2 separate regions of the Homo sapiens genome follow, and region 1 is linked to region 2. A link is a contact called in ENCODE Hi-C data. All regions are on one chromosome and are shown on one strand. Each heading gives the region's core, a stretch centred on a gene start or an enhancer-like site at or near the end of the contact. The rest is flanking DNA. Distances are from core to core; before and after follow the strand shown.

Region 1 (4,379 bases), core at 1,377-3,876, 360 kb after region 2:
CATAGGTTAAATAGGGAAAAAAGGATTTTTCCCCTGAGTCTACTGTGTTATCAGCCCTTGAGTTCAGCCTTCGCTGTTGCAATTGGAGTGTAATCCATGGGGACAAACTCAGTACAGAGGAGGTGGCTCAGAATGCAAGGACAAGGGCACAAGGTGGAAGAAGAGACCAGAATACTTTTAGCAATGACAAGGAAGGAGACATCAACTCAAAAGAAATATGCAGGACAAAGGAGATGACGGGAGAAATTTTGAGGTAGAGGGGAGAAAAGTTGAAGGAGTAGAAGTTAACACAGTTATCAGCCTCCTTGTCTGGCACATCATGAGATCATGGGCTAAGGAGAAAGGCAGGTTTGGGCTGGAATCTCAAGGGGAACTGAAAAGATTTAGAAAAGCCCAGCTACTGTCCTCTTCTTTCCAATTCCACTATTTTCTGACCTAATCCTGTACAAGAAAATGTTATCAACAAATACGTAGTCAGTGATCTTCATGTGTCTGGCCTGAGAAAATAGCAATTAACCAAACAGACCTAATCCCCATTTTCCTGGAATGTATAGGTCCAATTGGAAAATATGGACAATAAGTATCAAAGAGTTGTGAGGAAGAAGTGTTCACTGGGGGCTAGCCCTTTTGGGGAGACATCATATAGCAGACAGATGCTATGACAGGGCTAGTTAAGGGAAGAGTTCAGGCTTCAAGTTGAGGCTCGTTACTTTCCCCTCCAGACTAGCTAGTTATTTCTTAGTGGATTTCCCTGCCTCCTATCTCTTTCCAGTCCTATATACCACCACCAAACTAACCATTGCTATCATGATTATGCTCAAAAATGGTCAATAGTCCCCCAGTGCCTACTACTTAGGCTTCAAACATTTTAGGCTGAGATTGAAGGCCTCTACCAGCCAGGGCCTAACCTTCCTTCCATACCTGGCTTCCACAGCCCTCCAATCCAGCTAAACTCACAGACTGTCCTTCATACATGCCATCCTTTATTACCTCTCCACTTTTGTCCCTGCCCATCATCTTGAGGGTTTTTCCTCCACAATCCACTCTTAATGTCTCATTTCCGCATGAAGACTCAACTTTCATGTCCATCAGAAAGTGTTCTCTAATCCCCAGTCTAGAAGCAACCTTCCTTTCTTCTGAACATCCATGGAAATTTGTTCATACTTCTTTTAGAATGTTTTTTACGACATTCCTAGAACTGTGGTTATTTTTATACTCTTCACATCTTCCTACTATATTATCAACCTAAAGACAGGATTTGTGGCTCATCCACTCTTAGACTCCATAATACTTTATACTCCAATAAAAAACAGATGTAGCTAAGGAAATACTGTGCTAATGTTTGTTGAAGTTAGTGCTAAAAAAAAGTCATATGAATGGATGCTTGGAACTTCCCTGTGATCCTGCACACATTGATTCTTATGGATATATATTTTTTCTGCATTTCTGGAACACAAATGTTCTAAATGCATACATACTTCATCCATCCATCCATTCATTCATTATTTAATACAAACATATTGAATGCCCGCCATATGCAAGGTATCCACAGGATAGGGAGGGTGCTGGCTCTGGCTTTATGCAATGTACGCACTCATTGATCAATGTTTATGTCATTTTGTTTCCCTTCTTTCCAGACAAAGGGAAGCAAAGACTCACTGCACCTCATTACTGTCAGCAGAGAGCAATGTGTAATTGGAATGACCTTTGTATAAGTGCTGACCTATGGGGTCAGAATAAGCCTTATAATGTACAGAACCAACTTATGTGCAATTTTAACATCGACAGAGAATATTGGCCTTTAAGAAATTCATCTCATATTTATTGTTTGGAGATTTTACTTTCAGAAGATATCAGTTACATTTCCCCTCTTTTTTTCTCTTTTCTGCAATTATTTTCCTGGCATTCATTCAATAAAGAGCTTCAAGTCACTTTTTTAGACTGAAATAAACTTTGATGAAAATTGAAAATCAATGCTTTCCTTCTAATGACGTTAAGAGAAAAGCCTCCAATTTTGCAATTATAATCAATATATAAAGGGGAAGTGGCCACAAATATGCTGCACATCTTAAGAAGCCAAGTGGGTTTGGTTACTTTAATTTTTAAATAATCAGGACATTTAAAAAGTTGCTGTTTATAAAATACTTTTTAAAAATGTCATCACACGCACTATGAGTGCACTCAGTCTTGATGTCTCGCTAAAGCATTAGCTGTCTAGCTCCTTCTCCTCCCAGAGCCTTTATCCTCATATTGGGTCTGGGGACACACATGCCGTCTCTTGATTCCTAAGGATCCATTACCCATTTCTCTGCACAGATCTTCGGGTATCCAACCTATCTGTGCCTCCTTCAGCCAGGAGCCTCCGGATCTTTCCAGACTTCTTTGCAATACTGCCTCATGCACTGAATCCATTTCTCGCATAGCCTGGCGCTTGGCAGGCAGGCTGGCGTTCCCTGGCTCTGCCTTCCCCATCTCCCTGTCTTTTCTCCCACGGCCCATCTGCCCCTCCTTTCCTCCACCCCCTTCTCCTCTCTGCTCCCCTTTATTTCCACTCCCCACCCGCGTGGCTTTGCTCTCCCTCTCCCCCCTCAGCTCGTCTGTATTTGGAGCTCCGGAAGCTGCCGGCGACTCTCCCCTGGAGCAGCGTGACTGACACCGGCTCCTATTCAGCTGGGAGGAGGGAGAGGGGAGGAGAAGGGGAGGGCCGCGGGAGGAGGGTACGAGTGGCCGACCACGGATTTGCATTGCCGAGGACGGGACCCCAGGGCAGCGAAGCAGGTAATCCTGCAGCGGTCGGGGCCCGGCGAGGCGGGGAGGGGTCGGGGTGCAGGTGCGGGGGGCGCCTGGCGGCGGGCGCTGGCAAGTTGAGCCCGATGGGTGGGGTAGGGAAGCGGCCGGGACGCTGCGGCTGTGGCAGCAGCGCGAGGGGAATAAAGGCGGCGCGGGCGCGGGGGCCGGGGCGCGGCGACCCGGGCGCGGGGCGCGGGCGCGGGCGGACTCCCATCTGGGTCAGCGGAGCGGCGCGCCCTGCCCCCGCCTCCCCAGCTCCGGCGTCCTGGCCGCTCGGAAGGCGGGGTGCGGGCAGGAGCTGCCCGGGGTTGGCGGGCGGCCGCGGCCTCCCCACCCCAGCGCCGCCGCCCGCCCGGCCGCTCTAACTTTGGGGGGTCTCGTCCACCGGGCTGTGAGTCTTCCAGGGGGGTGGGGGTGGGAGTCATTGCGCCGGCTCTGACCAGAGCCACCTCGATCAGAAAGTGCTGGAAAGAAACAGACCTGGCTTCCCCTCTGCAGAACCTGACTTGAGGCGATGAGTCACTTCTAAAAAATGCAGAGGCAACTGAGACTGGGGGAACGGCTCGGAAAAACGGCACCCGCCGCTGGCTCTCTGACTGCTTTGGGTAGAGGGGTGTTCGTGGAAGTAGCCGCCGTATCATCACTTTTAGGGCCAAAAATCAACCTGCAGATGGCCTTTTCTTTATTCTCATCAGAGTGGTGTTCGCTGCAAGTTGTAGCAATATTTGAATGGATGCATTCTTAAAAATGAGTATGTATGGGTGACTGCATTTAGGAAGTTGAACCGGGACTAGGTCCAAACAGCCAGAGTGGAGATGAACACTTGGTAAAAACATCTAGGACCTTTGGTTTTATAGTTATGGAAATGCAGAAGCTTCTGGGACTTGAGCACTGTAGTTTACTGAGTACTCCTATTTCCTTACTGCTTCTGTAGATTTCATTGAAGCTATGTTCCTTAGAATTCTTGGTAAACTATCTAAGCCCACTTAGTGTAAAATTACAACGGTAGAGTGAACTTTAGAGAATTGGATTTATAGTTACTAGAGTCTAATTAGACTGCAAGCCTCTTGAAAGCAAGGATGGGTTGTTTGGTAGTTCCTACGGCACCAAACAGTATTTGGCTCACAGCATGTAATGGATAGACAATAAAAGTGTGTGAAATAGTTAATTCAGTACCTTAAGTGTAGATGGAGCATGACTTCTTGAATATACTGCATATTTTGCAAGGAAAGGCGACTTCTCCATGAATCCCGAAATTTAAAAAATTCTTAATAACATTACAATCAAAGTGTCATATAAATACTTCTTAAGGATAAAGAGAAAAAGAAGTTGACTATGAGAAATCAGGAAGGTGATTATCAAGGTGGTCTTTGCTAGTAGGAAGTAAGTTTTTGTTCCCCATCGTTAATGTGAGAAGTAATTTAATTTGTTGATACAGGGTAGGGTTTGGTAAACCTTTGAGTTAAGAGCTAGATAGTAAACATGTAGGTTTTGCAGGCCATATGGTCTCCTTAGCAACTACTCAGTTCCACAGTTATAGTTTGAAAGCAGCTAAAGACAATACCTAAAGGAATGGTATGTTTGTGTTT
Region 2 (3,971 bases), core at 1,114-3,613:
GGAAGGAGGGTGCATAGGTGTGAGTGGCAGATCTGGGGAGAAGGGGAAGCTGCCAGTACAATTTGCTTTTGCCTATGTAGGAGCAGAGGGCTCTGCCTTCAGGGCCAGCCAGCTACTGTGGGTCTTTACAGCAAGCACTGGCTGAATAAACCTACCTTCCCTTATGGGCCTTGACCCTCGACACAAATGCCAAGTTAGTAGCCTCAGAATTGTCTTTTCTCTTCAGAGAGAAGCGTGGAAAAGATAAAGCCAGAGGCAAGGAAAACTTCTCACTCTTCTCTGGCATGCCAGGTTCAAAGAATGCCAATAGCACCCATCATCCCACCCCATGAAGAACAGCAGCAGCCCCGAATTGGGGAAGAGCATCATGACTAATGTGCTAGAGGTTGCACTTGCACAGATGATAGAATTTATAAAAGAAATTCAACATGGGTTCTGTTATGGGTTGAATTGTGTCCTCTCAAAACAGATATGCTGAAGTCCTAACCCCCAGAACCTCCAAATGTGACTTTGTTTGGAAAAGGTCACATTCTGATGACCTTTATAGAGGTTATCAAGTTAGAATGAGGTCATTAAGACAGGCCTAATCCAACATGACCGGTGTCCTTTTAAAAAGAGGAAATTTGGACACAGACACATCCACACACAGAGACCTCCAAGTGGAGATGAAGGCAGATAGTGGGGTGATGCTTCTGCAAGCCAAGGAACGCTGAAGACTGAAGGCAAACCACCAGAAGCCAGGGGCGAAGCCTGGGACAGATTTTTTCTCCCAGTCCTCAGAAGGAACAAGCCCAGATGATACTTCATCTCAGACTTGCAGCCTGCAGAACTGTGAGAGATCCATTTCTGCTGTTTAGCCCTCATCTGTGGCACTTTATTACAGCAGTCCCTTCCCCACAGACACTAGTACTAGTCCTAGGAAAGTTCACTCAAGCTGGCAGTGGCTCAGGAGGAGAATGAAAAGGATACTGAGGCCACTCGTTTGCTTCTACTTGAGGACAAGCAGGTGCCTCTCTTCCCGCTTCTTTCTCCTTACTGCTGCTGCCACCCACACAGCCCCCAGGCTTGTCCTAGAGGGCTCTGGAGGTACACGCGAGGCCGGCGAGTTGTCATGGCAGGGAAGTTGTGGGGAGGGTGGAAATGGCGATTTCCATTCCTTTTTTCCTATTTCATGTCCTGCCTGGAACATGAAACAAAACAAAACAAAACAAGACCAAATGCCCTTGGTCAAAACACCTCTGCATCCAAATAGCCTCTGAGGCAAGGCAGCTTCTGAGGCAAGGCGGGGCATCGCCGCACAGAGGCTTGGAGCCTTTGAGGAACAAAGAGGGCTTCAGAGCGCGCTGGCACTCCTTGGCTCACCCATTGATTTTCATTTGCACAGACGCAGGCCCTCTTTTTGTAATCAGAGGGGGGAAAGCAGATCTGTGGAAGGCAAATCTACCATCAGCTGCCTAAAAATAGACCCGCCGCCTCACCACCGTGCAAAACAGGCGCCGGCCCGCTGCTGTGCGCTGGTTGCAGCATGAATTCGCTGGGCAGGGATTTGCAGTATAGACGTAGAGTTGTTCTGGCCTCTGATGCTGCGCCCGGGCCTTAAATGGAATCGCGGTCTGTGATAACTTTTGACAAGAGCTGGCAAGCTGAGCCTTTCTTTGAAATGCACTGGGGGGCTCTCGCACAAGAGCCAGGGCTTTCCAACAGGTGTGAGCTAGGGGGTAGGCCCTACAGATTATTAGGAGGGAAAGTTGTCTATGGTAAATTACCAACTGGGGGAGGTCAGAGTCAAAATCTCCATAGCAGAATTATTACTAATTGTGAAGCGCCAAGATCGTAAGAGAAGAAACCATTCTGACGTGTCATTTTTCCCAGGCCACGACATCTCTGTTAAACAAAAGAGACTCATATTTGAAGTGATGAAAAAGCCATGAAACATAATTTGAAAATTATGTCATGCCCAGCTTTGCCTTCCCTCAAGGCAAATAAAAGCCTCGGAATAAAAACGTTTCTATTTATTTTCAAATATTTGCATGGGTTGCCCCTTTAATCATCCATTCCCTCTAATATTAGTCACAAGCAGTTTAAATGGAAGCTGTTAGCATGAATGAACACTCCTTAATGGCTGGATCACTGGAGGAAGTGAGCTGTAAAGCCCAAACAGTCAGATGAAGAAAAGCAATTAATAAAATTTGCCTTTATCTCAAAGAAACTAGGATGTTTTAACTGCAGTTATGTTTTGAAGGAAACAAATATGATGGTTGATTATCACGGAAAATAGACTGAAGCCTGCCCACTTGTAAATTCACAAACTCACTTCAAGTGGAAAACCCAAGTCTGCATCCTCGAGGAATTGTACAAATGTGCATCACGAGACAAGATCTGGCCCAATGCCTAGAAGCTGGTGAGGTCACCAAACTCATTACTCAGAAAATCAGCTGTGAGCCAAGCCCTCATTCCGTTGCATTTCACATAGAATGGAGATTCCTCCGTCTTTCCCATGCTCCCACCTCCCATCATTAGAAGAAAAATGGGATTCCCAGGTATTTAACTTTAGGAATCTTACAGAGATCCAACATGGACGCTTTCACGCCACATCCTGATTTTAGCTGTGGCTCTTCTTGCTCTGTCTGGAGGCATCTCAGCAGTTAATGGGAGTGATTCACATGATCCTACTCCAATTCCTGCTATTTTAGGATACTTAGCTTTTCTTAGCCATGGATTTCTTCTGTCTAAATCTGCCCGACTGAATTGGAAGCTGCCCAGAATCTTCTTCTTTGGAAATTACATTTGTGCATCTAGGGTATATTTGTCGTTCCGCCCACGCTCCAGCCACTTTTTGAGAAGTGCAGAGCGAGTCATGTGACAGCCATCAGTGTATTTGCACCCTTTTTTGTTTAAAAACATAATCTGCATTACAAATTGCACCAATTCCTGTATGTAGTAAGTCATCATTCAATAAAAAGCACAAATGTATGCCTGTCACATTCAACATAATAAACTGCAAGTAAATACATCTTTTCTTAGTCCAAATCAGTCAGTAAATGATGTCTTTATTTTCTCTGTTATGCACCAAGTTTGCAATCAGCTTTATTCTTGATTCTCTCAGGCCAAGCCTACACAGCGTTAACTGCAGTGGAAGATTGTGCTTTTATCAGAAGCAGCTGAACACCTGAGGACAGGAACATGGCTGAAGCAATTCATTTCTCCAATTCACTTTGTTCTACTTTATCATCATCATTCCGGTATTATCATCATGTTCATCAGATTCTCCATCTAAAAAAGATTTATCACAGTGTCTGCATCTGCAGGCGATACTACAATATAGATAAAACCATTGCTCCCTGCCTGCTCCGGATGAGTTTGCAAAGAGGTATGGTATAGAAGAAACACTTTGTGCTTTGAAGCAAGACAAAACTGAGTTAAAATGGCAATCTTAGCCTGGGCAACATAGTGAGACCCCCATCTCTGCAAAAAATACAAAAATTAGCTGAGCATGGTGGTGCATCTGTAGTCCCAGCTACTCGGTAGGCTAAGGCAGGAGAATCGTCCGAACTTGGGAAATTGAGGCTACAGTGAGCCATGATCGTGCCACTGCACTCCAGCCTGGGTGACAGAGAGAGACCCTGTCTCAAAAAAATAAAAAATAAAATTGCGGTCTTATTACTTACATTAGATATTTGTTTTTGGTAATATTATTCAACCCCTGAGAGCCTTCATTTCCTTATCTATATGATGACAAGAATAGTTACCTTACAAGTTAGATGTGATAACTTCAAATTACATGGCTGTTGTGCTCGCTACACAGTGCCTTTCTGATTAAGCATTGACTAGAACAGGGTCATGTTCTTATGAAAAAAGGCAAGCTGGCCAGGCTTTATTTACTATGGATGTGTTATTAATAACGGTGATTATAATAATGGCTACCATGATCTCTTTTTATTCTATAACAAGAGGGTAAGGTCAAATATGGA

What was found. A loop is a pair of places that touch in the nucleus more often than their neighbours do.
Region 1: a loop to region 2 is called in a map of tibial artery, with 10 times the contacts of the local background. The contact joins the promoter of CAP2 here to the enhancer-like site in region 2. A Hi-C loop is called at or near these places in 2 of 168 maps with a recorded cell type or tissue (chondrocyte and tibial artery).

Annotation. Positions count from the first base shown.
Region 1 is chr6:17,390,969-17,395,347 of GRCh38, forward strand. It overlaps CAP2 (cyclase associated actin cytoskeleton regulatory protein 2), which reads left to right and starts at 2,627. Exons shown (of 13, transcript NM_006366.3): 1 at 2,627-2,778.
Region 2 is chr6:17,030,733-17,034,703 of GRCh38, forward strand. LOC105374951 (a long non-coding RNA gene) reads left to right here. Exons shown (of 3, transcript XR_926534.3): 3 at 3,107-3,493. Among named protein-coding and RNA genes, the nearest start is that of STMND1, 69 kb to the right of the region's middle. Within about 2 kb of position 2,364, at least 17 of the 41 ENCODE cell types and tissues checked have a DNase peak (open chromatin) inside an H3K27ac peak, as active enhancers do; they include tibial artery, where a contact is called at or near this core.